Linked DNA regions of Mus musculus: all the other regions are linked to region 3. Evidence: chromatin loops called from intact Hi-C (ENCODE). Cell type or tissue: gastrocnemius. All regions are shown on one strand.

Region 1 (8,000 bases), 100 kb after region 3:
CCAGGATTGGCTCAGTGGTGTGCGTGGGCTTTGAGTTCTGATCTGGGTCTCTCTCACCTCTAGATAATGGTCTGTTAAAGCCATGTAGTGAAGGCTTTGAGGGAGGCTCCAGTAAGAAAAATATTCAGTGTATTGAGCCACAGTTAGCTAGCTACAAAGTCCAACCTGAAACAAAGACTCACTCTGTCTGTGGCAGTGGGAGAGGTCAAAGGCACAGATGAGATGGATAAAATAGCAAGTTTTGTTTTTTCTTGCTTTGTGCCTGATTCTGAGCACATCTGTTCTCTGTGTTGCTCACTGTCTAGTGGTCCATCCAAGGCTCTGTAGGCCTTTTCACATGTTTTTCCTACTGTACATAAACCTTTGACTTTATTCATACCTTATAATCCCTCACTTCTGTTCATCTTTTGTCTAAATTAAAGTAGCTTTTTCACGCCCCTTTCCAGACCACTCAAGCTACTCAGGAATGCTAGTTTCATATTTTGTATCCTTGTACTCCATAGAAAGTTTGCACTTCTGGTGAGCAGAATGTCTCCTCCCTTAAAAAATGCCTATACCCTGATATGTTGTAGGAGTGACTTTGCAAATGTGATTAAGAATGTTGAGATGGGGAATTACCTGAAATTTATTGAGTATTTCTGCATCGATATTCATACGGGAAATTGGTCTGAAGATCTCTTTCTTTGTTGGGTCTTTATGTGGTTTAGGTATCAGAGTAATTGTGGCTTCATAGAATGAATTGGGTAGAGTACCTTCTGTTTCTATTTTGTGGAATAGTTTGAGTAGAATTGGAGTTAGGTCTTCTTTGAAGGTCTGATAGAACTCTGCACTAAACCCATCTATCTGGTCCTGGGCTTTTTTGGCTGGGAGACTATTAATGACTGTTTCTATTTCTTTAGGGGATATGGGACTGTTAAGGTCATTAATCTGATCCTGATTTAACTTTGCTACCAGGTATCTGTCTAGAAATTTGTCCATTTCATCCAGGTTTTCCAGTTTTGTTGAGTATAGCCTTTTGTAGTAGGATCTGATGATGTTTTGGATTTCCTCACGTTCTGTTGTTATGTCTCCCTTTTCATTTCTGATTTTGTTAATTGGGATACTGTCCCTGTACCCTTTAGTTAGTCTGGCTAAGGGTTTATCTATCTTGTTGATTTTCTCAAAGAACCAGCTCCTGGTTTGGTTGATTCTTTGAATAGTTCTTTGTGTTTCCACTGGGTTGATTTCATCCCTGATTTTGATTATTTCCTGCCTTCTGCTCCTCTTAGGTGAATTTGCTTCCTTTTGTTCTAGAGCTTTTAAGTATGCTGTTAAGTTGCTTGTGTATGCTCTTTCTAGTTTCTTTTGTGGAGACACTCAGAGCTATGAGTTTTCCTCTTAGGACTGCTTTCATTGTGTCCCATAAGTTTGGGTATGTTGTGGCTTCATTTTCATTAAACTCTAAAAAGTCTTTAATTTCTTTTTTTATTTCTTCCTTGACCAAGGTACCATTGAGTATAGTGTTGTTCAGCTTCCACATGAATGTTGGCTTTCTATTATTTATGTTGTTATTGAAGATCAGCCTTAGTCCATGGTGATCTGATAGGATGCATGGGATAATTTCCATATTTTTGTATCTGTTGAGGCCTGTTTTGTGACCAATTAATTTTGGAGAAGGTGCCATGAGGTGCTGAGAAGAAGGTATGTCCTTTTGTTTTAGGATAAAATGTTCTGTAGATATCTGTTAAATATATTTGTTTCATAACTTCTGTTAGTTTCAATGTGTCTCTGTTTAGTTTCTGTTTCCAGGATCTGTCCATTAATGAAAGTGGGATGAAGTCTCCCACTATTATTGTGTGAGGTACAATGTGTGCTTTGAGCTTTACTAAAGTTTCTTTAATGATTGTGGATGCCCTTGCATTTGGAGCATAGATATTCAGAGTTCATCTTGGAAGATTTTACCTTTGATGAGTATGAAGTGCCCCTCCTTGTCTTTTTTGATAACTTTGGGTTGGAAGTGGATTTTATTCGATATTAGAATGACTACTCCAGCTTGTTTTTTCAGACTATTTGCTTGGAAAATTGTTTTCCAGCCTTTTACTCTGAGGTAGTGTCTGTCTTTTTCCCTGAGGTGGGGTTTCCTGTAAGGAGCAAAATGTTGGGTCCTGTTTATGTATCCAGTCTGATAGTCTATGTCTTTTTATTGAGGAATTGAGTCCATTGATATTAAGAGATATTAAGGAAAAGTAATTGTTACTTTCTGTTATTTGTGTTGTTAGAGTTGGGATTCCATTCTTGTGGCTGTCTTCTTTTAGGTTTGTTAAAGGATTACTTTCTTGCTTTTTCTAGGGTGTAGTTTCCCTCCTTGTGTTGGTGTTTTCCCTTTATTATCCTTTGAAGGGCTGGATTCGTGGAAAGATATTGTGTGAAATTTGGTTTTGTCATGGAATACTTTGGTTTCTCCATCTATGGTAATTGAGAGTTTTGCTGGGTATAGTAGCCTTAGCTGGCATTTGTGTTCTCTTAGTGTCTGTATAACATCTGTCCAGGCTCTTCTGGCTTTCATAGTCTCTGGTGAGAAGTGTGGTGTAATTCTAATAGGTCTGCCTTTATATGTTACTTGACCTTTTTCCCTTACTACTTTTAATGTTCTATCTTTATTTAGTGCATTTGTTGTTCTGATTATTATGTGTTGGGGGGAATTTCTTTTCTGGTTCAGTCTATTTGGAGTTCTGTAGGTTTCTTGTATGTTCACAGGCATCTTGTTCTTTAGGTTAGGGAAGTTTTCTTCTATAATTTTGTTGAAGATATTTACTGGCCCTTTAAGTTGAAAATCTTCATTCTCATCTATACCTATTATCCTTAGGTTTGGTCTTCTTATTGTGTCCTGGATTTCCTGGATGTGTTAGGTTAGGATCTTTTTGCATTTTGCATTTTCTTTGATTGTTGTGTCCATGTTCTCTATGGAATCTTCTGCACCTGAGATTCTCTCTTCCATCTGTTGTATTCTGTTGCTGATGCTCGCATCTATGATTCCTGATTTCTTTCCTAGGGTTTCTATCTCCAGAGTTGTCTCCCTTTGGGTTTTCTTCATTTTTTCTACTTCCATTTTTAGATTTTGGATGGTTTTTGTTCAATTCCATCACCTATTTGGTTGTGTTTTCCTGTAATTCATTAAGGGATTTTTGTGTTTCCTCGTTAAGGACTTCTACCTGTTTAGCAGTGTTTTCCTTTAATTGTTTAAGGACTTCTACCTGTTTTGCAGTGTTCTCCTGTATTTCTTTAAGTGAGTTATTAATGTCCTTCTTAAAATCCTCTACCAGCATCATGAGATTGAGATACGATTTTAAATCTGAATCTTGCTTTTTGTGTGTTTTGGGGTATCCAGGACTTGCTGTGGTGGGCATACTGGGTTCTGATGATGCCGAGTGGTCTTGGTTTCTGTTAGTAAGATTCTTATGTTTGCCTTTTCACCCTCTGGTAATCTCTGGTGTTAGATGTTCTAGCTGTCTCTGGCTGGAGCTTGTTCCTCCTGTGATTCTTTAGCCTCTGTCAGCACTCTTGGGAGTCGAACTCTCTCCTTAGTCCCAGTGATCAGAGCACTCTCTGCAGGCAATCTCTCCTCTGGCAGGGAAGGTGTCCAGAAGTCTGGAGCTCTGATCCATCTCCTGAGTCCTGGGGTCAGAGCCCTCCCTGGAGGCTGACTCTCCTCTGGTGAGGAAGGTGCCCAGGGGTCTGGGTCTCAGCTCTGCCTCCTGACTGAGGATGAAGGCCTGAAGGGACCCTGTCCAAGAAGCTCTGTTGCTTCTGCCACCCACGTGCTCTCCTGTGTGGACTGGTCTCAGTGATCCCAAGATACTGGGTGTGCTAGTGCTTGCTGAGTTCGCGCCCAAGATGGCTCAGGGCTGGTGCTGCCAGGAAAGAACCCCAGCCACTGGTTGGGTGGTTTCCTTTGTCCCTGTTCCTGCTGGCACAAGACCCTCGGGGTTTTTTGGAACAGATGTTGCATTCCACTCACCAGGGATCTCAAGATCCTGGGTGTGGTAGGGCTCGCTGAGTTCGCACCCAAGTTTGTGTTCCATTTTTAAGGGCTTCAACCTGTGTTCTCCTGTATTTCTTTAAAGGAGTTTTTATGTTCTTCTTAAAGTCTTCTATCATCATCATGAGATGTGACTTTAAGTCAGAATCTTGCTTTTCTGGTGTGTTGGGGTATCCAAGGCTCACTGTGGTGGGAGAACTGGGTTCTGATGATGCCAAGTAGCCTTGGTTTCTGTTGCTTATTTTCTTGCTCTTGCCTCTTGCCATCTGGTTATCTCTGGTGTTAGTTGGTCTTGCTATCTCTGACTGTGGCTTGTCCCTCGAAGAAAATGTGGTATGCTTCATAATCTTTGGGATTATATTGCCTTGTAGATGTTTCAAGTTGCAACATTAAAATATACATTGAATTATTAAAGTAAGATTTAGGGGCATTACTCAATATAATAATACTCCATAATAGCCTAATTAAATCTTTTTAATGCAAGTGGGTATTGCATTAAAATGCGTTGAAAGAGATTCTATAAGCATTAGAGAATGTGCTTTTCTGTGATCTGAGGCTAGACTTATGCTGTGACTCTCTTCCTCAGTAGATGACAGTATTAGTGTTTAATTCAAAACCTGGGTTAGAAAGAGTAGGGACAGAATGTGCTGGTTGGCTGAGCTGCCCAACACTCTGACGAAATAAGGAGAGAGCCAGTAAAGTGAGGATTGACAGATGGGAAAGCCGGGGTCTAGAGGGCAGCCAGTTTCTGAGTTTCTGTAATCCAGAAAGCACACACCTTCCTCATGTTTCTATTAATTTTTTTTAGAAAAGCTGAGACCCTGAAAAGCTGAGTCTGCTCTTCACTGCCACCTGCTGTTAATTTCAGGGAAGTCTTCACAATGGTCAGTTGGAAAGTTTCAGATTACGATGACTTCATGTAGAGAAAACAATATGAAAGCTCATCTGTTCTAACAGCGCTGACAATGCATGGTAAACTTTTAAAACTGTTTCCATCTTGGTGGCATCCTGGTGGCACCCTCTGGCTTTATTCTCCACTCTCATGCTCACTAAGAAGGCTGACCATGTTCCCAGGCACTTATGCATAGAACTTATATACAACCCATTCAGATCTCACCACACACTTCAAGCTTGCATAAGTGACATGATACCTATTACAGTGTAAGTGAAATGTAAATAGTTGTTAGACTGTATTGTTTCGGAAACAAGAAAGAGAGAAAAGGTGTTTCCGTTTACACGTGTTCAGTTTGGATACACAAAAGAAAATTTGGCACATATCTAAATCTTTGGATCTCAGATTCTGGAGGGCTGACTGCATTTATTTGAAGGTAGGAGAGGTGTGTTGGTTTCAGTCACCATGAAAAAAAAATACCCAAGAAAGCTCAAAGGACTGATTGGTTGAGTTTGCTTTCAGTGGTGTTATTTCACAGATGGCTGGAATCACTGTTTGGTTGATGGGGCAAAACATCATGGTAGGAGCTTGCAACAGCAGGGAGCTGCTCACCTCAAGGCCTCTAGGAAGCTGAGGCAGGAGGCTAAGGGCCCTGCAGAAGCACCCCTCCCAATAAAAACCAATTCCTAATAACCCATCTCCTATGAAATCATTAATGGATAAAGCCATTGAGAAGTCAAGACTTGCATGGTCCAGTCACCTCTCATTAGCATCACTGAGAACCAAGATTTCAACACCTGGGATTTTGGGAGGCGTGGTTCATATACAATTCAGCCAGGAAAATTAGCTTGGCTAACTCTACATGTGGTTGAGATGAGACATGATGTAGGGATCTTTTACCCTTTCTTTCAACCTCATCTTCCCAAACCTGACACTGTCCTGTGTTCCTTTGTGTGATGGACAGCTGGGTAACACATGAGTATTCTACCATCAGGCTCTAGAAACAGAAGGCAGAGTGCAGGAACACACGGGAAAGCACCCATGGGGGCATGAAGGGAGTCACAGCTGTATTTGGGATTTCTAAGGAAAAGGCAATGCAAGGCAGGCAATTGGTTTAGGACAGCATAACATGAATAGGGTTCTAAGCCACCGGAGATTCCTCATTTCCTGGCCCCGGAATGATGCCTCCTGAAGTGGGGCTTAGGGTGAATTAGTCTGTATAATATACCCCAGTCATGCTCCTACCTAATTTCTCTAGTTCTACGAACTGGCTCTAGGAGGAGCAGGATCTCCTAGCAAGAAAGAATAAGGAGCTGACACTTCATAGTATAACGAAAAAACATAAATCAAAACCAGTATGTCTATTCTATTCAAATTACTTCTGCTACTGATACAGTCATTCTGTAAGTTCTGTTCCTCTAGAGAACTAAGATTAATACACTAGGCAAGTCTTCTACCACTGAGCTACCCTCGCCCCCCACTCCTGTTGTATAGTAATATAAATTCTTAGTATATTAATTACTCTTTGGGAAACTCCAAGTAGTGAGCCAAGAATGCTATATCTGGTAAAGATGTAGCAATTTTCCTGGTAAGTGAATAATTTCTCACTTGAACTCCCAGCTGTTTCTGGCAGACCTGGCACATGGTCATTAAGCTGCCTTGCTTCCTACTTCCTGTTATATAATGTGGACTTCCCCTTAGATGAGGCCAGTCAATATTTACATACAGGAAACAGACACAAGCTTCCTGTTTGAAAGCACTGAGTTAAAAGTCATCTTGACCTGTGAGGTCCCCAGGCTGGCTTTCTCCAAAGGCAGCAAGCTGTTTATACAAGTATTTTAGGGGATTGCCGATGAGAAGGATACAAAGTACACAAAAGTTTAAAAGAGCTCTCTAGGGTTTGTTTTATTGTGAAGTGGTATAAGTGGAAGATATAGCCAGGGCTGCTAGGAAATAGGTGAAAGTGTTAAAGGTGCTACAGAAATAAACAAAAGGAAACAAAGCATGTGCCAGAGCAGAGCACAGGACTTAAAAAAGTGGGTGTCTTAGTTAGGGTCTCTTTTGCTACAATGAAACACCATGACCAAGAAGCAAGGTGGGGAGAAGTCTACTGTAATTCTCATAGTTCTGCCTTTATATTTTACTTGACCTTTTCCCCTTACTGCTTTTAATATTCTTTCTTTGTTTTGATTATTATGTGACAGGAGGAATTTCTTTTCTGGTTCAATTTATTTTGAGTTCTGTAGGCTTCTTGTATGTTTATGGGCATCTCTTTCCTTCCTTCCTTCCTTCCTTCCTTCCTTCCTTCCTTCCTTCCTTCCTTCCTTCCTTCCTTTCTCCCTCCCTTCCTTTCCTTTCCTTTTTCCTTTGCTTTCCTTTTTGCTTCCCTTTCCCTTCCCTTCCCTTCCCTTCCCTTCCCTTCCCTTCCCTTCCCTTCCCTTCCCTTCCCTTCCCTTCCCTTCCCTTCCCTTCCCTTCCCTTCCCTTCCCTTCCCTTCCCTTCCCTTCCCTTCCCTTCCCTTCCCTTCCCTTCCCTTCCCTTCCCTTCCCTTCCCTTCCCTTCCCTTCCCTTCCCTTCCCTTCCCTTCCCTTCCCTTCCCTTCCCTTCCCTTCCCTTCCCTTCCCTTCCCTTCCCTTCCCTTCCCTTCCTTCCTTTTTTGTTTTTTTGAGACAGGGTTTCTCTGTATAGCCCTGACTGTCCTGGAACTCTGTAGACCAGGCTGGCCTCGAACTCAGAAATCCGCCTGCCTCTGCCTCCCAAGTGCTGGGATTAAAGGTGTGCACCACCACGCCCAGCTGGACATCTCTTTCTTTAGGTTAGGGAAGTTTTCTTCTATAATTTTGTTGAAGGTATTTACTGGCCCTTTAAGTTGGGAATCTTCACTCTCTTCTAAACCTATTATCCTTAGGTTTGGTCTTCTCATTGTGTCCTGGATTTCCTGGATTTTTTGGGTTAGGAGCTTTTTGCTTTTTGCATTTTCTTTGACTGTTGTGTCAATGTTTTCTATGGTGTCTTCTATACCCGAGATTCTCTCTTCTATCTCTTGTATTCTGTTGGTGATGCTCGCATCTATGACTCCTAATCTTTCCT
Region 2 (8,000 bases), 310 kb after region 3:
TATGACTTTAATAAGCTGTTCCCACCCTAAGAAGAACTAGGAACTTTCACAGTTGTCAGAATAATTGTCTTCCTTAAAGCTCTATAGCGTGTAAGTTTACTCTTGTGTGGACCAGTAGGGATAGTCAAGTGTTTAGTCTTCTCCCCTAACCCATCACAAACAGGGTCTCACTGTTGTCCTAGCCTGGAACTCAATCCACCAGCCTTCTGTGTCTCCCAAGTGCTGGAGTTAAAAGGGTGGTGCCTGTATGATAACTCAAGTTCCTTTTAAAAAAAACATCCAAAGAACAGTTGGGTTACTATTCACATAATGTTGCTGGTTGTTCATAAGGGCTATTTCTGCTGCCCTGAAAGGGCTTATTTGAAAATTGCTTAATTCAGGTTACTTCTTAATAGAACATTTTCAGGGGACAAATCTGCAAAATGTTTCCCACACAGGGAACATCCCTGCATCAACAAGTTTGCTTGGCATTTAAGTCAGGACAAAGTTCACAGAAATCATAGTTACCAATGAGGTAGCAATCGTTCAATGGTGGTTAACAGATTGGAGAAAATACATTTGCTTAGGAGGCATTTACAGTCCATTTCCTTTCTGAAATAAAGTTATTTTACTAATATGGTTCCACTGTCATTTCTGCAAAAACACTTTACAATGGTAGAAGGGTAAGCATAAAACAAAAGAGGCTGCCTCTGGTTTTGTTGGACCTGTGGGATGCTGCTCCCAGTTTACATGTCTGAAAGGTGTGTTCACATTCGTGTATAAATTAGGGGACACATGGTAAGAAAAAGTCCATCTAGTAGGGGACTACAGAGAAATGGGCTCGGTTTTTAAGGGTTCTGTTAATGTCACAATTTGAAACGCTCCTGACAATAGTTCAGTAATTGGCATGGTAGCAAGCATGCAGATGTGCAAGGTGCTGTGAGGATTGGTAGCCTGAGTATTCAGTTTTAAACTTAACATGTCTTCTAATCTTTATGACAGCAGAGGTGGTCTGTAATTCAATTGTTTTCATTTGTAGCATAATGAAATGTTACAGAAAGATGACCTTTTCATTAAAATATTTTTAGAAAAAAAAAAAAAAAAAAAAAAGAAGCTCTGAACTTCGGAGCCTCTGCACACTTGTCATGTCAGGGTAAGTTCCTGTCTCTGGGCCTTTGCATGTTCTCTTCTCTTTTCTAGGGGTGATTTGCTCTGATACCTGAATGTCTAAACCTCTCATTTCTGTGTGTTCTTTACTCAAAAATCACATTCTCTGTGTCGGAAACCCTCCAGGCTCATATCATTTTGGATTTCCTTTCCTTGAATATTTTCCCTAGCACAAAATACATGTAGCATTGTGCATTTTTTACTCATCATCATTATTATTTGTATAGATTCCAAGTTACAGTAGGACAGAGATTTTTGCCAGTTCTGTTTGCAACCCTGTACATAGTGCTTAGCATGAAGTAGGAGACCAATACATGTTTAAGGAATACCTAAATAGATAGCAGCTTTCAATAAACACAGCAGAAATGAGCCATGGTGTATAGGCATTGGATCTGAGCCTAGAACTAATGTCAAGGGAGATGAATGGGTTTCCCCCAACATACGTTTTTGAAAAGGCACTAGCAAAATTAGCTCGTATTTACCCAGATCTTTTAAGTTTATAAAAAGTCAACCAGTAGTTCACTGGCATTAGCAAGCTTATATGTAAATGTCCTCATCGAACATTTCCAATCCGCTTCTGCACATCAGAGGGCTTTCGACTCCTTACCTGCCAGAACAGTGATTATGCTTCAAAGACATCTGCTCAGCTCCTCATTGCTGGCTCCTCCTGTGGTGTATACAATCGCGTGCATTGGTACATATTTGTTTACATGGTATGGCATATGGTACTGGTCAGTTCTGGCCATAGACATGTTCTGAAGACTTTTGGTAGCACTAGGCCTTACTATGTGGTTTTTGCCATTGAAAATTAGATTTCTTTTCTAAGAACTGCGTGCTGAACACTCTGACAGGAGGAGTTTTGAACAAAGATGTTCAGATTCTCATCCTGCTGCAAAACTGTGCATTCCAAAGAGACTTAGCTAAGCACTACAGTACTGCCTCTCAAGAAAAGCAAGCTCAGATTTGGATAAATTTGGGGGAACTTGATGCTTGGGATAAAATTGGGAAAATGTCGGGTCTTATGGTAGAATTTATGAAAATACAAAGTAATATGAGTTTCAATATGCTTGAGTATAAGTATTTTCTGGGAAGTGTTACTTTTGCAAAGTTTTTCATTTTGTTTTCAAGTGAAGGAGAGAACCTACGAGCAACACAAATACTCTTATAAAAGGGCAGAGCTTTGCTTCTAGGGCAACAAGACTATTTGATAATTCTGATTATTGATTATCAATCAAATCTCTCCAGCTTTAAACAGAGTTATGGGTTTTGTTAAATAAAAGAGGAACCTGGACTTCCTTGTAAGGCGAGTCTTTATTTGAAAGGGTTATATAAGAGGGGAGGCAGATATTGCAATAGAGAAGATGCTGTGATCGCAGGACTAGGAGGGGTCTCAAGAACTGGAGAGAAGGTATTTCTAAGAGAAGTGAACCAGATACCAAAGCACTGGCTTGGGGATGTGGGATGCAGGAGAGGTGCCTAGGGTAGTAGTGGCAGTAGAGCTGAGCCCGAGTGTGAGTGACAGTCATTTTGTTTGATCAACAGGAAACAGAGATTGAGTTAATCAGCTACCAAGCAAAGACTGGCAATGGAGAGGGTCTGCATGCAGCCTTGCTGGAGCGGAAGTAAACAAGGAACAAAGGTCCTGACAGAAAGTGGCTCCTTACTGCAAGCCCAGGTACAGACCACAGAAAATAACAGGGAGGCTACTTTAATCCTTGTGTCTCCCAAGGCAGAGCTCAGGTAAGATTTGCTCACTTCAAAACCTAGGATGGATTTGGAAACACACCCTGGCCTTTTCATTTACAAAGGGATTAAAATAACAATTTGATGATATTATGGCATTTGAAATTGCTCTTCAGGATTTGTGTGTGTGTGTGTTAATGTAAATTGTTAAAAAACCAAACAGGAACATGGAAGGGAGTCTTTGGAGATAGCACAGTCAGAGATGCTGTTGGCTGCTGGTTTGTATGGTAGCTGACATGCAGGGGCACTACAAACTTAGGAAGGGCAGGAGAAAATCAATCTCTGTACGTTAATCAACAGAAATTAATATTCAGATAGTCTTTCGTAAAAGCAAGCACCCAGTTCACCTTAAGCTATTTGCTTTCCAAAAAAAACCCCGACTATTTACTGAACTTTGAAAAATTTCCTCCAAGTGAAGAACAAAGATAAGACAAGGAAGTTAACAGATACTCAAAGAATTAAGACAAAGCATCAGGTGTTTCATTTTTATATTGTGCTAAAACTAAAAGGACCAGAGAACATGTTCATGATGAATTTAGGTTTTGTTTTGTTTTGATTTGGAAACAAGTAACATTGAAGAGAGTGGCATAGAGAGAGTTGTTGGTTTGATTTCCTCTTTTAGCTGTGTATTTATATTAAAGTCTGATTCCCCTTAAAATATCTTCCCAAATGAAACCATACAATTTTATTAAAATTTCTGAAACTTTTAAATACATCAAAACCAAATAAAAGTGGACTAGGGAGGGGGAACCTTTGGAAGTGTGTGGGCAAATTCATTCCTGAGGGAACATTCCCTGAGGAAAAATAGAAACAATTTGGTCACCCAAATGTTCCTAATGTCACCTTCCTCTTCTCTTAAAGATAAGCCGATGAGACTTAAAAGAGTCAGTGTAGTCATTTTATCTTCTCTACACCAGAAACTCACGACTTATGAAGGAATAAATACTAAGTCACCAATGTTGGCGAAAAGTTGGGTACAGGGTGGAAGTGGTGCTTCTACATCTTTAGCAGGCGAGCTAGAAAACCTGAGGAAAACATGAAGTTCTTAGAAAGTTAACCGGAGAAATTTTTCCTTTGGGCGACCTCAGTGTTCAGGGAAACAATGGCCGTTGTTGGTGGCGCCAGGCTGCCAAGCATCCTGCCTTTCTTTTTCTCTTTTCCCTTTCTGCAGAGTATTGGGGTAAGGATCCTGTTCCCAGCCTCAGCTGCACAACTCAGGTCTTCCCAGGGCACGGGGCAAAGAACGGTTTCCATTGCTATTTCATCGCCAGACAGTAGATGGCGCTGGCTTTCTGTCAAAAGACTCTTCCTGCGCGGTCTCGTGCTGAACCACCTCCGACTTAGGTGCGTTTGCTTTTTATTTGTTTGTAATCACATGTTATAGGCAGCAATTTCACAGACTTATGTAAAATACCCAAACAGAGCTTCCCCAGTTTGGGTAGTTCTGTTGCAGAGGCTTCTTCTTTTTTTTCTTTTTCTCTTTCTGATTTTGATGCCATTGGCTGGGAAAGCTATTTCCCTGTCTTAAAGATTTTCCTTAAATTATGCCATCCTCTGTGAGGCATCGAGAAAGATGCTGCCTTCTGGAAAGGGATTGTAAAGAAAATGCATAAATGACAAATATCTTGTAGCTAAACTTTGGTAGTTTTTTTCAAAGAAACTTTTAAAATTGTATAACCCATTTGATTTTTATGCCTTTAAGTATCTCAATTTCCCTTTAAGCCAGAAGATATCCTTTAATCTTAAAAAAGTGAGCTAAGAATTGGCTTTCTGGAGACAGTTTGCCGTACTCTCTAATACTGTCCCAATAACCCAAAGGGACCATTATACAGCAGACATACACATTTCCATAACAAACAGAACGTATTGCCATCAGAAATGTTTGCCTGCCTTATGTAAAAATGTCAGAGGCAGGGGATGTGGAGATGGCTCAGTCAATCAAGTGCTTGCCGTACCAGCAGGTATGGCAGGAAGGTAGGTTTGATTCCCAGATCCCACGAAGAGGTGGTAAGTGCTGAGGTGTGCATCTGTGATCTCCACTTGGGAGGCAGACACTGGAGGGTAGCTCGGGCTCTCTGGCCTGACAGTCTAGTCAGACAGATAAGCTTCAAGTCCAGTGAGAGATTTGTTTCAAAAATTAAGGTGAAAAGGCAGCAAGATGGTTCAGTGGGTGAAGCACTTGCCACGCACACTTGACAGTCTAAGTTTGTTTTCCAGGTTCCCATGTAAAGGTGGAAAGAGAGAACAACTTCACTATGTTCTTTGACCTCACACACGTGCCATAGCACATGTCCTCCCCCCACCACGGGAATGACTGAGGAAAACATCTGACATTAACTTCTGACTTTCACACTCACATTCATACCCACATGTGCATACACACTTATAGACACAAACACACCATGCACACATACAGTATTACATACACATAAACAAAAATTTTCAATGATGCCCTTCTTGGGAAGTGTTTTTAAGAATTTTCATGAAAACAAATTATGGAGAATTTGAAGAAAAATTATCACTCATAAATACAGATTGTTTTTGCGGCTCCAGTGACTTATGTTTTCCAAATACAATTGCATTTATTTCACTAAATGTAGATTTTAAAATACAAGCTCTCTTTTGTAGAATGGAACAAGGATGGTATTTGACCAAATGTTATTTAAAGCCAACCCCCTAAAGGTATAATTTGGCACAAAGAGAGCTTCATTTATGGTTTCTAAATTCATAATTTACCTCGAAATCATGAATCATACAAGCTTTTCTAAGAAAAGTCTTCTATTTGAAAAACAATCAGCTAATTCTTGGTGCTGTTTTTAAAGAGAATAACCTACATGTATTTGACATATGAGTTAAGTTAAATTTTAATGAGTAATTAGAATTAAAAACACTTAATGGTTGCTGATACAGTTTCTGACCTGGTGGTCTTGAAGAAGGTATAACCTCTGGTGGCATTCACAGCAGGGAGTCAGTCCATGTCTCCATCTCATTCTCCAATTACCTGAATGTCACGGCGCCAGAGCACAGATCCCTCTGACCTGGTGATGGATCTGCGGAGCTGTCAATCCCAGATTTATTGCTTCATTTGGGAATGAACCGTTGCAGATCTTTCACGCCTGGCAGAGGCTGTTCATCGGAGGTAAAATAGAGGCCTACACCTCAAACACCTGTAAGTATGAGGTTGTTCAAGTTCTTTTTATTCTGAATAAGGTTCAAACTTCAAAATGACAACACTAATTTATGTATTTTATCCTAACACTGTATTTTGCTGTCAGGCAACAACCATAGACTTCAAACTTACTGTAGTGAGAAATCGTGTTCATGAGCCAGAATACACAAAGCAGCAGCTACAGTATCCTGCAGCACGTTAGAAGGAGCATCACAAACACACTACCAAATTATTAATTTTGTAGAAGGAAGGCTTTGCAGCAAGTCTTCCTGCAGAACCAGTACAGTACTGCATGCCTTGAACATTGCCCCAACAAGCACACACGGCTGTTGCTCTGTATGTCCAAGACATCGTGACTCTTGCTAATCCATGCTTCAACTGTTTTGTAACTCAGACCTCCATAAGGAAGAACTCAGAACAATTCCTTGGAGCCAGATTCTGTTTTTTTTTTTTTTTTTTTCTACCAAGGAACAAGGCAGAGAAATGCAGTGTTTTACATAATGTTTTCCACTTCTTCTGCTCCTCCTTCTCCATGCTGCTCATAAGCAATCATTCTTAGACAGAGTGGCTTGGCTCAGATGCTCTGTCTCCATTCCCAACCTTCCAGACATATACTATCACCCTTTCTCTAAAATCTCTTCATCTCTGTGTTTTCCATAAAAGTGGTCATTCGAACTCTGTCCTTTCTATTTTTAAGCTATAGATACTAAATTCCTCTTCTAACATGTTTTCTTTTCTATCACTAAAATAAATGCTATGTTTTTTCCATGGAAAAACCTCTCTCTCTCTCTCTCTCTCTCTCTTTCTCTCTCTCTCTCTCTCTTTCTCCATCCATCATCATCTGCCTGTCCATCATCTGTCCATCCATCCATCTGTGTCTGTCTGACTGTCTATGAATGGATGATATAAGCATAGAAGGGTGGCTATGCTATGTGAGTAAGGAGCCAGCGTATGATGGAAGGCAGGCAGAGGAGGACGGACTAGGGCAACAAATATGACAAATGTACTATGTGCATAAACATGCCCAAGTGAGATCTGTGTAGGTGGAAAGTCAGAAAAGTGTTCCCGAGTGTAGGAGCCTGAGCTAGATCCCTAGCATTCATGGAAAGTGTGGTGACATGTGACATGTGCGTGTAACCCCAGAGCTGAGGGGGAGACAGGGGGATCCCAGGGTCTGGAGGGGTGCTGCTGAGAAGCCAGGGGAGCCGAATCAGTAAGTTCTGGATTCAGTGAGAGAGCCTGCCACAAGGAAGAGGTGAAGAGCAGGCAGGAAAGACTTCTGATAGTGACTCGTGGTCTCCTCCACAGGCGCACACTCGTGTATGCACTCACACACAAGACATGTGCATACAGAAAAAAAGTGACATAATGAAACATTCTTTTGCATGCTAACTAAAATGTGAACTAAAGCATTATAAAATAAACAGTAGCAGCAACTACAAAACCCAAGCCAAACTGACTAAATAACAAAAAATGCTCTCTTATATTAGATGTGACAGATCAACTCCAGTCTATCTACAGGTCAGTTTAGCATTGGCTTGTCCAGAACAACAGATTTCAGACCCTATTGGCACAAAGAGTAAATGGATGCTGTTCACAGGTTTTAGAAGCGCAGCCCCAGCCAGGGTGATGCCTATCACAGAGTAGCTTTACTGAGCAGATACCTCTTTGCTCTCCCTGCCTCTTCCCATGGTCATTCAGCTGATTTACTTCTCTTCAAACCATCCTCACCACAGACTCACCTCCAAACTCAATACGTCCTCTGCTTCAATGGCAGATCCCAAATGTCTGTCTTCTCAAAGCAACCACTTGGCCATTTCTCTGTTAGAAACTGTCAGTTCACCTCCTTACCTTCTGAGTACTTTCAGTACTGACCCCTCTGATACACATCCTGTGGCTTTCCTCATGTTCTTGCCTTGACCTCATGGGACCAAATGCTGTG
Region 3 (8,000 bases):
ATGAGTATCTGCCATTTCCTCCTGCTTCACTTACAGACTCGTCTCATCATTGTCCCATAGCAATTACCATGCTGCCTTGTAATTATCTGTAGAGCTGTTGTGTCTCGTGAATTGGAGAACAGAGACTGCTGTCTTCTGGGTGCTCATGGCTCTAAATACAGGCAAATAGGAAACATGGGAAGTGAATTTTGAATTGGTCATTCCCTGCATACTAAGCAAGCTGTAGAAGCTTGAGGAAGTGAAGCAGCTGCCTGTCTTCTGCCTACCACAACATGCTACATGTATGTCCCCAGGACCATGCCAGTGGCCTGCCTAAACTACCGGTATCCCCAGGGGGATATCTGAGGTATTGGACTGAATGCTTACCGTCATTTTTAAGTATTTGGGTGTTCTCATTCTCTCAACTTTTTTCTCAAAATTTTGGTTGATGGGGCTGGGAATTTAGATCAGTGGGTAGAACACTTGCTAGCATGCAGGAAGTCCTAGGCTTGCACCTCAGAATCCCATAAACTGGGTGTGGTGGTGCATGAATAGAGTCTCAGAACAGAAGAAGCAGAAGCAAGAGGACCAGGGTTTGAAGTCCTCTTCAGCTGCATAGGAAGCGAAAGAGCAGCCTGGACAAATGAGATCCTGTCTCAAACCAGCAGCAGGGGCACCACCACCACCACCACCACCACCACCATCATCATCATCATCAACAACAACAACAACAACAACATATTTTAGGTTGGCTTTACATTAGAAGATGCACACTTCACATAAAGTGGTTGAGGGGAAAAAATGGTCTGCCTTCTCACCAGGAAGCAGAAGGGACTTTCTTACCTGACAGAAGGTCAATATAGACTTTATATGAGCTAGGGCATTCCCCACATCGCAGAGAGGTCTTGGTTACACCCAGAACATTCAAACAGAAGCAGCAGCAAAGTGGCACTGAAAACAACAGGAACTCAACCCCCACCCTCTGTTAAGCACCTTTGTTGAGGGCAGTCATCGAGAGGACCTAATTCGAACATCTGAGAAGCATTTCCAGGAACTACAATGGTTAGCAGCAGAGCCAGACAGTAGACTGATGGCCTGCCAGTTCAGTTTTTCTGCTGAGGTTGTTACAAATGACTGTAACTTTAATGGCTTAAAACAAGATGTATTTATTGTGTCACAGTTCAAGGAGTCAGGAGTCCTAAAATCAAGCTGACAGCCCCATCATTCCTCCAGGAGGCTCTAATGGAGATGCTGCATCCGTACCTTTTGCAGCTTCTAGGGGCTGCTCACATTTCTTGGCTTGGAGGCCATTCCTGCTTCACTCTTATCTCTTCGTTTCTTTGATATGATGTATGTCTCCTGCCTTCATCTTAATGAGGATCCTTACAATCATATTGGGACAAGCTGAATGATCGAGAATACCCTTCTATCACTAACATACTCACAACAGGAAGTCTCCTTTGTCTTATATGGTAGTATATCCACAGCTCCTGGGGATTGGAGGCAGACATCTTTGAATGCTCATTATTTAGTCTGACCCTGGGTGAGAAATTCGAGGTCTGGATCAAGTAGAAAATGGGCAACCACAGCACTTTCCTTTCCCTTGTCCCTTGTACACCTTGCTCTACGTAAAGTGAGAGGATATCAAAACATAACTGAGAAAGGACATGCAGGGGGCATATCATAGGCTAGGAAATGTGCTAGGCTAACTAGAAAAATGCTAGAGAAATGCATGCTGGAAGCTGTCATCTGTTCCAGCTGACTCTCTCGGGGTATCAGAGAGCAAGTAGTAGAGAGAGATCCAACCTGCCTTAGCCCAGGAGAGCTGCTCTAGGTAAATGATGGTTGTGTTGGTGTGTATATGCTCAGTCCAGGGAGTGGCACTATTAGAAGGTGTTGTCCTGTTGAGGTAGGTGTGTCCTTGTTGGAGTACATGTGTCACTGTGTGTATGGGCTTTAAGACCCTCATCCTAGCTCCCTGAAAGTCAGTCTTCCACTAGCAGCCTTCAGATGAAGATGTAGACCTCTCAGCTCCTCCTGCACCATACTTGCCTAGACGCTGCCATGTTCCCACCTTGATGATACTGGACTGAACCTCTGAACCTGCCAGCCCCAATTAAATGTTGTCCTTTGTAAGTCTTGCCTTAGTCATGGTATCTCTTCACAGCAGTAAAACCCTAAGGCAATGGTAATGCAAGCCACTGTACTGACCCCTTTGACACTGGAGGAGCTAAAAGGAGTTCTGATGTCTCTTTTTAGTTTGGCCTTCTGAAGCCTTTAAGTCCATATACATAACTTAGAGGGGTCTTTGTGCAGTGTATTTACATTATATATACTCCTAACAGTTTAATCAGTTGGAAGTGGTCACAGTTATCAAATTAGCTATCATAATATCACATGCTTATGTTCAATTAATGCTTATTTTATTTAATAATGGCCCCAAAGTGCAATATGATATAAAGGAGTCACCAGTGTATAAGACAAGGACAGATAGACTGTCTCTGACACTGTAGGATAGACTGGAAAGACGTTGTAGTTTGGCACTACCTCAGATATTCAGCTTGCACTATGAGTCACGGAGTATCCTCTGAGGACAAGGAAGGAGTGCCACATGGCTGCACCTGGTGAAAATAAACAAGGTATAAAGGTGATTTGGCTATGATAGCTGTCATCCCATTAGGCAGGTGATGTAGCTAATCTGACTGGCTAGGCATATGTTCCCTTCTTCCATGTTCCCAGACCATGTGTGTGTTTCCTGACAAGCTGTACATATGCTTGCAGAGAAAAACCTTTCTCAATAGAAGATCCATCTTGGGTCAAGGATCTATGAGAGGCTCAATCCCTTGCTAGAACCTCCAAACAAAGTTTGGAAGTCTATTTGTAGGAGAATACAGTCAAGTTTTCAGGATTCTAAATACGTCTAAATCATTGGCTACATCCAGCAGTCTGTCTTTCTTTGAGAAAGTAAAATAAATACTCAAAATGTTCTAAGTATGACCATGTTCCTGCCCCAGTCTTCATATTATTTCTAAAAACTATTTTTCATATGAACAATAACCAGACACAGTCAGGAACCACATAGAAAGAGCAGATACCAGGAAAAGGCATCACTACTGAAACTCTCATGTGCAAACTATACACCTCTGCTTACTGTGTAACATAAATGAAACATAGGCTTAATAGTTTTAACAGGGATCTGGGGTCTGTATATTAAAAGGTAACAGCAGAATTGAAACAGAGCTAAATCGGAATCCTACTATTTGAAAAAACGCAACAATCCCAGCACTTGGGAGGCTGGCATAACCTTGAACCATGAGCTCAAGGCCATCCTGGGCTACACTGTGACACCCTGTCTCAAAATATTGTAACAGCCAGGCTGTGGGTGCAGTCATAGTATAGCTACAGGATGCCTTTTTTATGCTTAGCAGGCTTGAGATGATTGAGTTTAATCCTTACATCTTTCAAAAGTTAATAGCCAAGCCTAAGATTTTAATTCTAAGTTACACATGGCTGAAGGGAAGATTGGAAAACCAAAAGATGAGAGACAACAAACTATTAGAATGTAACACAGAAAAACAGCAATAATGGAAAATACAAAGAAAATTAAGAGATCCGGATGGACCCAAGGAGAAGGTCTAAAAGATTGGTTGAAATATCAAAAGAAAGGGAGTCTGGGGCAGAAGCAATAGCCAAGGAAACAGTGGCATATGATCCAGTCTCCATATGAGTCACCCTCAGTTCTGGTCTCAGGTCATTTCAGGAGTCAGCCCAGCCAGAGCACCTAGAGGTCCTCTAGGGGGCAATGTTGCCTAGTCCAGGTGCAACCAGAGCTTGGCAGAGCTGAAAATGTCCAAATGCTCTTTGTGGATGAAAGACAAGGCAGTTAGCCTTGAGAGGAAACGACCAAGTTCCAACCTGACAGTAAGAGAGGAAGAGAGACGGAGATATAGAATGACTCTTAAGCACAGAAACAGGCTGCCCTGTGTCCGGAGCACAGAGGCCAAGGTGATCACAAGACTGCAAGAAGCAGGCACTAGGATATCAAGAACCTCTGAGCCACAGGGACATTAAAGCCTCGATCTTGGGGCTGTGGAGGCCATTATTAAGTTATAAGCGGAGTGGGGGATATGATTGGACATATATTTTGGAAGAACTGCAGGGGTAGAGCTGGAGAACTGACTGAAGAGGGGAGTGTGGTGACCAAGCATGCCGTGGAGCCGTTATAAGCCACGTTGATGGAAGCTGAAGATAACCTGTGCTAAGTAAGCCAGGTATAGACCAAACAGCAATGCTTGATATGGGCACTCTCATAGGTATTCTTATGTTTGACTCATTGGTTCAAATTGGGAAGCATAGTGTTTGTGGTTATTAGAAACAGTATGTTTTTGTATTTTTTCAATTTCTTTTTAAATGTGTTTATCTTTTAAACTTACCAATAATTAACATAGCTTTAGGAATAAGGGAAAATCAATTAAAATATTTCAACTTAGACAAAAATCTCAAAAGAACATCAGGAATGTAAATTATTCAATTCGCATGCTCTACCCACTACAAAATATAGTTTAAAAGTAATATGGACTGTTTAACTCTTTGGCACAGGAAAGACACATTTTAAATTCATTAGAACGGATTTGAATATTCAAATTGCAGAGTGCTCATACGGACCTTTATCCTGAGACTCTGCCTCATTTCCAGCGGGTCCTTCACGAGCACAACAAACAATTCATTTAAGGCAGTTCAAAAAGGGAAAGTGGAAGACTTTGGTCTGCAAGCAGAGAAGGGTCTCGTTTCTGCCCGTGGTTTCTGGCTTTGCCCGTCACTCCTCACCATATAAGGCATTTGTGTTGTCTCTCTTGCACTGATGATCCCTGGTGTCCTGATATGTTGGCCCAACAGCATAGCTCCTTCCATGGAAAAAAGCACTGAAGCAAGTCCTCCGTGAGAGGCTCGCTCCCCATTGCTTCTGCCCAACTCTTGATGCCCAGAGCTGTCACTTAGAGCTGCCTTTCTCCTGCCACTTTGGGGATGTTGTGCAAAAGAGGGACTCATCATCCTGTCTTCTTAAGACCAGTCTTTGTCCCAGGCCTGTCAACAATGCCAAGGCTGAGGTACTGTCCTTTTCACCCACCAGGAAAACCTTCTACACTATCTTTCCAAGTGGAAAGGGCATATCACATCTGCTTTTCCCAATAGGTCTGGGTTGTCTGTCACAGATCTTTAGACTTTGGAGAAACCAAAGCCTGTCAAAGACACTGACACAAACATCTTAGTGGGTGAGGTGGAGAGATCAGGTCCACTCTTTCCTGATGAGCTCCAGACCCTCAGACCCATCAGAGGCTCTGCTAAAAATTGGAGGGTAGCATAAAAGATAAGAGATTATCTGAAAAAAATCTGGGACAATTAGGAAAAAAGATATTCTCCTACATAACTCAGGAGCAAAATAGTTTATAAGGCAGTAAAACACTCAGGTACTAAATCTGTGACACCACAGAAAAATAAATGGGGCAAAGTGCTTTTGTTTTTAAATATGAAGAGGCTCAAAGAAGTGAAATATTTAGCTCAAATAGAACTCTGCCATGACAACTAAAGGAAAGCTCAGTTAACAAGTTAAAAGCGAAAGCACAAATTGGCTCAGACATATTTCTTTGCTGTAAAAAGGATAGGATGACCACAAGCAACAACAGATGCGTGAGCGTACAGACATGGGTAACTGCAACCCAGAAGTGAGGAGGAAACGCGGGGGTTACCCTGAGGGACATTCAATTTAGGCCCCTAGAACTGAGTATGCTTACACTGTCGGTGTTCATTTCTAGTACTTAGGAAACCCGCACATTGACTCTAAAATCAGCAAGGGCCAAGAACAGCCAAGGCAGTGTGAATGAGAACAAGAGCTGAAGTTGCCAAACACCAAGTCCTAAGAGGCTGTAGTAGCTAAGATATGTGGTATTTCTACAGGGTTGAAGGTATAAGAGAGGGTGTCCCTTAGTGTTTGTAGGGGACACACCAGACACTAAGTTCGCAGCACAAAGAAGATTTCTTACCTCAGAAGGGTAAGTGGGACTTGGGGGTGGGGAGAGGCTGCCTCTGGATTGCAGATAGCAAGCAGCAGGTGGTGTTCTTGTTCTTGTTCTTGTTTTTGTTTTTGTTTTTTTCCAGTAGTGGGTTTTTAAAGAGAAAACTGGGGAGTCTGTGCTAGGGTGAGATGCTAAGTCCTAATTGGACAAGTTAAGTGCTGTAGCCAAATAATGAATTTTGATTTAGTCTCAGGAATAAGTCAGTAGTCAAATAAGGGAAACGGACCTTGGGGATAGCTTTAGAAATATAACCAGATTGTTTTTAATAAGGGAGAGAGAAGAAGAAAGGGCAAAGCCTGTCGGGGCCATGTTTGTCATCCTTGGGCCTTTTTGTGCCCTTCAAAAGCAATGAACCAACGTGGAAGGATGAGGTTCAGAGACAGACCCACACACAAACAGGCTCAAGATGCAAAACTATTCTACAGTTTGCAGAGGATAAAGGAGAATCTTTAATAAGTAGTTCTGGGCCAACTGGATATCTCCTGGTAGGAAATGTGCCTGGAGCCTTATCTCGAATCAGCAGCAGTGATGCGTTCCAGATGCATGGCAGATCTACATGCATCAAAGAGCAGAGCTTGGAAAGATGGCATGGATGCTTTCATGGGATCAGAAACTGCCTCACCAAAGAGAGTCAAAGGTTATTTGCCATAAAAGAAAACGTAGAAAATGCATACTTGTCTAAAGCAAGTACTGTTGTTCACCAAAAGCTACGATTAACAGATGAAAGGGCAGAGAAGACTCACATCTAAGTTTAAAAAGAATCCTGCAGAGTACATAGAGCTCAGATGAGCAGATGAACACAGGAGGAAAAGATTTAAGATGCTTCTCCAAAGAGAACACCTGAATGCTTGACAAATATGCAGGAAGGCACTCACTTTGTAAGCCTGAGAGTTCAATAACCAATTCAAGGTCAGGGGGAGAGTATATGGTGGAGCCCAGACTTGAACCAGTGTGTGTCTTAAGGGTATGTTAGTCCAATAACATTAGTAATTTAATGCCCTCTGTCTTCCTGTCTTACCTGGCCTGTCTTTATCTTTCTGCATTACCAGGAACAGTCCTACCAGGTTTCAAAGACCAGATCAGTTTGCATCACTGTGAAGTCTGTCTGCTCTAAGACTTGGGTGGGCCTCTTTCCAGTGTCCAGGGCTTCCAATAAGGATCCCAAACTGAGCCTGCCTATACTGACACAGCAGATTCTGTAAATGATGGAGATAGCAAAGAGTGGGGGAGCACACATGGGGCAACTGTGGTCTACAGGATAGAGTAACTTGCCAGATTCACCTGATCTAAAACTGATACAATATCAAGAAGACAAATTATGACTTGTGTGTGGAGTCTTCTTTGAAATGGTGGTTTGTTGTTGTTGTTTTAAATTTGAGGGAAATTGTGGTGGTTTGACTATGCTTGGCCCAGAAAGTAGCACAATTAGGAGATGTGGCCTTATTGGAAGAAGTGTGTCACTGTGGGCGTGGCCATTAAGGCCCTTGACCTAGCTTGCTGGAAGCCAGTCTTCCAGTGGCCTTCAGATGAAGATGTAGAACTCTTAGCTATCCCTGTACCATGCCTGCCTGGATGCTGCCATGTTCCTGCCTTGATGATAATGGACTGAACCTTTGATCCTGTAAGCCAGCCCCAATTAAATGTTCTTGTAAGAGTTGCCTTGGTCATGGTGTCTCTTCACAGCAGTAAAATCCTACCTAAGACAGAAAGTAAATGAAAAAAGAAAATGTAACAGACAGAATATCTGAGCACCAGACTGGGTCAGGCAGACTCAAAGCCCACATTAAAAACTGACCAACCTCTTGGGATGAGGGGTTGCCTCTCTTTTCAAGAGGTATTTCCAGACATGCTGGAAAAGGGCCGCTTAATAAAGTTTCAAGCTTACATTCTTACCTCCAGTGTCCCTAAGACCTGGAAGGAAGAGAGAGAAGATGTAAGACAGTTCTC
Region 4 (8,000 bases), 94 kb after region 3:
AACTGTATTAAAGGGTTGCAGCATTTGGAAGGTTGAGAACCATTGTGGTAGCACATTTTCTCATTAGTGATTGATGTGAGAGGCGTGCCATACCTGTGCTGGTGGTCCTGGGCTCTATAATAAGAGCAGGCTCAGGCTGGAGAAGTGGCTCAGTGGTTAAGAGCACTGACTGCTCTTTCAGAGGACTTGAGTTCAATTCCTAACAAACACATGGTGGCTCACAACCATCTGTAATGGAATCCAATGCCCTCTTCTGGTGTGTCTGAAGTCAGCAACAGTATATATATATATATATATATATATATATATATATATATATATATCTTTAAAGCAAACAAACAAACAAGCAAACAGACAAAGCAGGCTGAGCAGGCCATGAGGAGCAAGCCAGTAAGCAGCAGTCCTTCATCACCTCTGCATCAGCTCCTGCCTGCTGGTTTGAATTCTTGCCTTGACATTCCTCAATAGACTCAAGATGTATAAGTTAAATAAACCCTTTCCTCCTCAAGCTGCTTTTAGTCACCCTGCTGTTTCATCACAGCAACAGTATCCCTAGCCAGAAGGCTCATCTTACACCATGTCCCTTTCCTCTTCTATCCAGAGGCAGACCAGAACCCAAGCTGTTCCTTTCTCTATGAAGCCTTAGAAATATCAGTTGATGACCAACTCTTTCCCACAGCACCATAAGTATCTGCCTCTTTAGTTAGATACATGGTTAGATAATAAAGTCCTTAAGATCAGCATGAAATTTTTTCTGGGACTGGTCAATAAGTCTTCAAGAACATCCCTTCTCACAGGGCGTGGTGGTGCACGCCTTTAATCCCAGCACTTGGGAGGCAGAGGCAGGTGGATTTCTGAGTTCGAGGCCAGCCTGGTCTACAAAGTGAGTTCCAGGACAGCCAGGGCTATACAGAGAAACCCTGTCTCGAAAAAAAAAAAAAAAAAAAAAAAAAAAAAAAAAAAAGAACATCCCTTCTCATAACAGATTCGAATTGTTCTTCTACAAACTCTTCTAGTCTGGTTCTTTCACCTTTATCATGTCTTTGCATTGACTCTCCCTGACTCCTCCCACTTCTGACTTCACATTTGTCCTTGAGGCTCTTTCTTGCTCCAGCTTGCCAGCCAGCCCTGCTGCCTCACTCACTCTATCTAGGGACAGTTATCAGACCTCAGCCCCAAGCCAGGATTGTGTCCCCAGGCAAAGTTGTTGCTTGCTTTCTCTGGCATCTGACCTCACTCTACTCCTAGCTTTTTCGGCGCTGACAATACCCAAGGACTGATCAACAATGGTTCTGATGAGATGGTCACAGCTCATATCATCCTGCTGTTACTTGTCTTTCTTGTCTGATAGATGAACTTTTCCAGGAGGTAGAGACCTTGTCCTTGATGGTAGTAGATCTTCCATAGAACCTGGTTTAGAATAAGCTGTATTGAGTGATCATTGATGGAATATATTGCTTCATCTCAACCTGGTGCCCCTGGGTCCACTGACTCTGTCAGTTCTCAAGGCCACAGGGAGGAACTCCGTGGCACATGCACTTCCTCTCCCATTACACAGCCAGGTTCAGATAAACGGGAAGAGCAGATAGCGATGACTCTGTGTGAGTTTTCTTCAGAATGTGAAAGCATCTTATCATCTCACCCATGAAAGACTTTTTTCTTACCCTTTTCCATTGTATGCCATTTCTATAAACTTGAATGTTATCAACATCTTTTATTCATTTCACTTCATTTATATATTCTCAGAATTAATGCTCTGCATCTTACCGAAGTTGTTCGTTAATATTAATCTCCTACTTTTGTGTATTAGTTCCCTGAACAAAATCTTTTCTGATGTTCTCTGTCTGTGTTTGTATTTAAGTCAGTGTGTCTGTGAGTGTGTGAATGTGTTTGTGTGTGTGTGATAGTGTTGTGCCACCTATTACAAAGCATATATTACAAAATAGTGATTAAGTTGAAGACACATAAGACTATAAGATAAACCTCATTTTCTGTTTGATTCTACTACCATGGCTCTCATGGAATACATTTCCCTTAATAACTAGACCTTAAGTATTTTTGGCTATAAAATAATAAAGATACTTAAGTGATCGTGTCTCTTTTTACTTGTGAATATCTGTGGCCTGTGGTTCTAAGACTGAATTTAAGACCTTGGTGTCTCCTAGTCTATGATGATCTCAGAATTAGTCTAAAGGATTTTAAAATGTTATTATTATTTTACTAAGAGAAATATACACTTTGAAATTATTCATTATTAAAATATACAAGATCAAACCACTTCTCACTTCCCTATTACTTAAAGACATATACTTTAGGGAAATATACATTATTACCTCAGTGAGATACTACAGTCTACTAGACAAGTTATTCTTGATGGTGAGGGACACTACTGGACATTATTGTTTGGGATGTCATTTGGTACAAACTTTACAGAAAGCTATTTGGTAGTATGTGTCATCTGACTTAAAATACATCTTTTTTTTCCAACTATGGAATAAAGTTTATTATAACAATAAAGAATGTATACTATACAACATAAAATGTAATACATTAAGTGAAAAAATGGTTTGTAATTAGTATATGGTAAATTGGAAAAACCCAAAGAAATTCTTTGTAATAAGCTTTTCTGCACTATGAGTAAATGGGACCAGGGAGGAAGCACTCAAACAGAATGAGCTGGATCCTGCGAAGAGCTTCTTCAAGGCTCAAGTCCGAAATCTAAAAGTATCACTTTGGGTGTCTCTGCTGGCTAATGTGTGGTGGCATGCTCAGTACCTATTTGAAGAATTCTCATTTCTGCTCAAACCAGAAGATTGAAACAAATTCTGTCAAAAGCTGTAAGTACTGTGGAAAAATAGTTTTCAGTTTAATAATTGGAAAAGAGAAGGAGAAATAGAAGCTAAGTGTAGTTCTGAGGATTCAAGTCTCCAGTTACTGAGAAAATCACAGGCTGGAAGATAGCTTGGCCAATCCATATGCTGCCTCAGCCATTATCCTCTTCAGCAGTTGGCTCTGTAGAATACGACGACATTTAATAATACTGGATAAGGAGGTTGTTCTGCTTAAAAATATATCTTTTAAAATGCATATGCCTTTTCAATTCGTATATAATTGATATAAGTATAAAGTTTTAGCTAAATGGTCATTCTCAGACTTTATTAAAGGAAATAAACTCATCAAATGCTTGTGGATTGGAGACTGGGAAGATGGCTCAGTTGATAAAGTGCTTGGGAGGCAAGCATAAGGACTGAGCTCAGACGCTGAGCATGCACATAAGAAGCCAATGTGGCATCGTGTGACTGTAATCCCAGCCCCGAGGAGACAAGGCCCATGGGGCTTGTAAACCTGCCTGGGATTGCTCAGTGAGTTCCCAGACTGTCATAAAAACATGGTGGGAAGTGACTGAGGAAGACACTAGCCTCCACACATAGGTACATATGTGCATGCTAATACCATACAATATTCATGCAAGTGCATGCTTGCGTGCGCGCGCACACACACACACACACACACACACACACACACACACACACACAGAGAGAGAGAGAGAGAGAGAGAGAAAGAGAGAGAGGGAGAGAGAGTGTGTGTGTTAGTTTATGAATTAAACAAATTAGCATTTCTTAAATAAAGGGCAACACATATCACATATTTGGGGTTACTGCTCTCTAAATAGGGTGTGCCTTGGTACACAATAGAGGAGATATGCAAACACTTATGGGGGAAGGGTCATTTTAGGAAGAACCACTTTCCTGCTTCCTTTCCCCAGCTCCATTATAGGACAAACCAGAATTAATGGGAAATCTCATAATTTGAGCCACAGGTCTGAAGAGGAACTTGGAAGGAGAGAAAATGAGGGAGATAACAAGGGATAAAAAGGCAGAAGTTGAGAAAGGAGGCCGGGGAGAGGGGCTTCTAGATGCATCAGAGTAGGCCTTTCCAGGAGCCCAAGGAGACTCTCTTGTGCCACCTTCTGAGAACAACGTGTAAATGCACCATAGAGATCTTATTCTCATGGACTGTACTGCTCTTTTAAATGGTTAGTATACAGTAAGAGTTTCCTAATGATGTTCTGCTATATTAATAGGTTGGTGCCCGGTGCATTTGGCATCAGAGAGGTTTCATCTAGCAGCGGATGGAAACAGATGCAGAGACCCACAGACAAACAGTAAGAGGAGCTTGGAGAATCCTGTAGAAGCCAGGCAGGAAGGATTGTAGGAGCCAGAGGGGCTAAGGACACCACAAGAAAACCTACAGAATCAACTAACCTGGGTCCATAGGAGCTCACAGAGGCTGAACTGACAATCATGGAGCCTGCACGAGACTGACCTAGGCCCTCTGCATATATATGTTAGAGCTGTGTAGCTCGGTCTTCATGTGCTACTCCTTCTTTTCTGACTCTTTTGCCTGTCTTTGGGAACCTTTTCCTTAGTCTGGTTGCCTCAATCGCCTTAATACGAGAGGAGGTGTCTTGTTTTACTGCAACTTGATATGCCATGTTTGGTTGATATCCGTGGGAGGCCTCCCTTTTCTGAAGAGAAATGAAAGGTTGGGGGAAAAGGGAGATGGGAGGGGAGGGACTAGGAGGAAAGGAAGGAGGGGAAACTGTGGTTGGGATGTAAACAAATAATTAAAGAGTTTAGAGTAGCAAACAAGGAAAAGATACAGCATTGAAAGATAGTTTGAGAAAATGTTTAATATTTTCATGAAGAGATATTTATGCACTGTGTGTATATATTTGAATGAGAGATGCAGGAAACAGAAAAAGGGCATAGTAACCTTTTACTATAAAAACCAACACACACACACACACACACACACACACACACACACACACACACACCCATCCACAGACAGGCAAGCTGTGGACTGAAACTCTTTAAGAAAGTGATAGAGCCGGGTGTGGTGGCGCATGCCTTTAATCCCAGCACTTGGGAGGCAGAGTCAGGCGGATTTCTGAGTTCGAGGCCAGCCTGGTCTACAAAGTGAGTTCCAGGACAGCCAGCGCTACACAGAGAAACCCTGTCTCGAGAAAAAAAAGAAAGAAAGAAAGAAAGAAAGAAAGAAAGAAAGAAAGAAAGAAAGAAAGAAAGAAAGAAAGAAAGGTGATAGACTTCTAGGCACTGGATTTACATATTATACAGTAGCACATAGACAAAACCCCTCTCATACACTCCTTATCCCCATAGGAAAATATGTGGCATAAAAATCTATCAAAATCAGTTAATTGGGTAATATCAAATTAATCTTATATAAAGCCTTACTGCATACGGTTCTCATGCTAGAGATGTAATAGTGTGAGCAGCCTAAGCAGGCATCGCCTGTGCCCTGACAAAGGTGTCAGCCCTGCCGAGGGGCAGATGGAGCAGGTTCAGGCTGACATGGTGATAAATGTTGTGACCATGTAGTAAAGAAGCTATGGTGATGGAGAAACCATGGCCTGGTTCCCAGAGTGATGGCAGCCTCTGGGGGAAACCCGAGTTCACAGATAGAAGACAGGTCAAGCAGTTGAAGCTAGAGAGTTCCCCCAAAAAGACCATGATAGTTTGGAAGCTTCCAGAAGGAAGGTCAGCTGGGGAAACAGACAGCACACTGCTGGGTGATGTCGATTCTGTGCCTGCAGTGTCTAGAGTTTGTGTGAATGGAAGTGAGGAGAGGGAAGGATGGAGTAGTGTAGCTGCCTGAGGCCACACGAACTGGGTTCCTGAGTGGGAGGCCAGAGCTGTAAGAGAGAGACCGGCGAGAGAAGAGACAAGGCCAAGACAGATGCTGATCAAAGCCCAATGTTTACTAAAATTCTGTGCTTATAAAGGGGGAAGCCCATCTCCCGATGATCCATTCTGGATGCCTGACGCCAGCCTGTAAGCCATTTGTCTGACAGCACTAAGTTGGCAGAAGGTGTCAATCACTGGGTTGCCTGCTGTCTCAGGAATTTCTCAGGAAGGCAGGTTCAGCCTCTCAGCAGGTAGCAGGGTCTTGGAGATGAACAGTGCTGATGACAGAACAATAGAACCACCTAGGTCAGAAGGCTCCACCCCAGGTGGTTTCATTCACAGTGGCAGCAAGGTCTGAACCAGCCTGCTCAAGGCTGGGGGAGGCTACAAGGTAGTATTTGGACTTGACCTTGAATCACCTCTCAGAGGTCATCACCAACGGTTCAAGGGTTCAGTAAATGGGTTAATCTTTCTGCCTACTCTGTAGGAAGAAATCGTTATTTATTCACTTAAAAAGGGGTAGGGGGCTGGAGAGATGGCCCAGTGGTTAAGAGCACTGACTACTCTTCCAGAGGTCCTGAGTTCAATTCACAGCAACCACATGGTGGCTCACAACCATCTGTAATAGGATCTGATGCCCTCTTGTGGTGGGTCTGAAGGCAGTCTATTCACATTAAATAAAGAAATAAAAAAATAAATAAATACAGAGAGAGAGAGAGAGAGAGAGAGCAAGAGAGAGAGAGAGAGAGAGTAAAATCTTTACAATTAAAAAAAAAAAACCACCAACAAATTAAAAAAAAAAAGCCCTAATAACTAGGGTCTTGCTGTGCTGCTCAGTCTGGTCTTTAAGTCCCAGACCTACATAGGCTTCATTCTTATGGGAAAATATGTAACATAAAAATATAAAAAATGTCTCTATATAAACTGATTTGTTTAAAATCAATCTCTGAAGGATATTCAATTATGTAAAATATGCTTTTTCCTTAGTATTTTAAAAAGCAAGACATATGTATCACATAATTCCATTATGCAAAAGAGTATAAATAAGGCATATGTTATGCATAATATAAAGAAAACTGTTTGGGGAGTATGTTAAGCCAAAATGTAATTGTGGGTATCTAAAGAGATGGTATTTTTTGTACATTTCTGTATTTCCTAAAACTTCTACAAAGAATAAATATTATTACTTCTGAAGAAGTCACCAGACTTGGTGCTGTAACTTAGATCAAATTCCAGACTCTTCTAGATTTGTTTTTTTCTCTCCTGATGATCCAAATGATAGTTTCTTTCTTTTGACAATACAACATAATTTTCCTTATTCCCAGATAAACCTTACTTGTGCAACCAATGTATGTACGTATGTTTGCATATATAATCATTCTATTTGCATACAACTTAGACATCTAAGCCTGTGGTTCTCAACCTGTGGTTCTCAACTTTTGGGGTCATGATATCAGATATCCAGCATGTCAGATATTTACATTAACATTCATAACAGTAACAAAATTGCAGTTACAAAGTAGCAATGAAATAATTTTATGTTTGGAGATCATCACAACAGGAGGAACTATATTAAAAGTCATAATATTAAGAAGGTTGCGAATCAATGCTGAGTCCAAGCCATGTTTAGAAGAATTGTGAGCCACACAGGCTGCATTTGTTGAGTAGAGTAAACAGCTTACAGTAGATCAGTCCTGAGGGAACTTGCCAGTGACCTAGGGCCTTCTACAGCACTGTTTTTCAGAGTCGCTAATAAGAGAGGTAAGCAACCACTGTGTGGGCCCAATAACCCTGTTGATTTAGAATTTTGCTCCCTCTTTGTAGAACTTAACAGTATCTTAATAGGAGAGTGAAGACTAATCTTTGAATACTAATAATGTTAATCTTACAGGCTTTGCAAAGGAATGCCTGAACCTGGACAGTAGGAGAGCTGAGGCTGGATTTCTGTTTGAGGCATAGCTGGAGGGAACGTTTGATGATCTATGCAAAAGAAATTCTGGAAGGAAATGATTCTACAGAGAGGGAAGGAGGTAAAGCAGAGAGAGTGGGGGTTTTAACGGCAAGAGGAGGGATGCTATGTCCACACAGTGCCATCAGCCCTTTCCTACAAGGATTCATTCTTCTCTCACACATCTGGACCAGAGTTTCCCTTCCCTCCACTCTTCCTGCCCCCCCCCATCTGCTTCTCTCCCCCAGACCCACACTTCCTCTGTTTCCCTTCAGAAAAGACCAGGCCTCCCAGCGATATGAACTGAAAATGGCATATCAAGTCAAGACTAGGCACATACA

The links. A loop is a pair of places that touch in the nucleus more often than their neighbours do. Peaks named below come from ENCODE experiments on the same cell type or tissue, not always from the same donor. Only the 100,000 strongest peaks of a DNase experiment are listed, where the experiment ranks them.
Region 1: a loop joins it to region 3, with 9 times the contacts of the local background. A loop is called at or near these places in 32 of 42 quality-filtered maps.
Region 2: a loop joins it to region 3, with 3 times the contacts of the local background. A loop is called at or near these places in 3 of 42 quality-filtered maps.
Region 4: it touches region 3 in a loop (8-fold over the local background); 35 of 42 quality-filtered maps call a loop at or near these places.

The regions. Positions count from the first base shown.
Region 1 is chr4:12,030,174-12,038,173 of GRCm38, forward strand. No RefSeq gene overlaps it. Among named protein-coding and RNA genes, the nearest start is that of Gm52723, 13 kb to the right of the region's middle. In gastrocnemius, a CTCF peak has its summit at 4,881 (motif pointing left); a DNase peak (open chromatin) is centred at 4,864; H3K4me3 peaks cover 252 bases; H3K27ac peaks cover 519 bases.
Region 2 is chr4:12,236,955-12,244,954 of GRCm38, forward strand. It overlaps the pseudogene Gm11847. Among named protein-coding and RNA genes, the nearest start is that of Gm46846, 67 kb to the left of the region's middle. In gastrocnemius, a CTCF peak has its summit at 4,163 (motif pointing right); DNase peaks (open chromatin) are centred at 4,151, 4,912 and 5,891; H3K4me3 peaks cover 242 bases.
Region 3 is chr4:11,925,807-11,933,806 of GRCm38, forward strand. No RefSeq gene overlaps it. Among named protein-coding and RNA genes, the nearest start is that of Pdp1, 37 kb to the right of the region's middle. In gastrocnemius, a CTCF peak has its summit at 3,779 (motif pointing right); a DNase peak (open chromatin) is centred at 3,787; H3K4me3 peaks cover 234 bases; H3K27ac peaks cover 362 bases.
Region 4 is chr4:12,019,908-12,027,907 of GRCm38, forward strand. No RefSeq gene overlaps it. Among named protein-coding and RNA genes, the nearest start is that of Gm46844, 9.9 kb to the left of the region's middle. In gastrocnemius, CTCF peaks have their summits at 3,973 (motif pointing left) and 6,359 (motif pointing left); a DNase peak (open chromatin) is centred at 3,940; H3K27ac peaks cover 3,168 bases.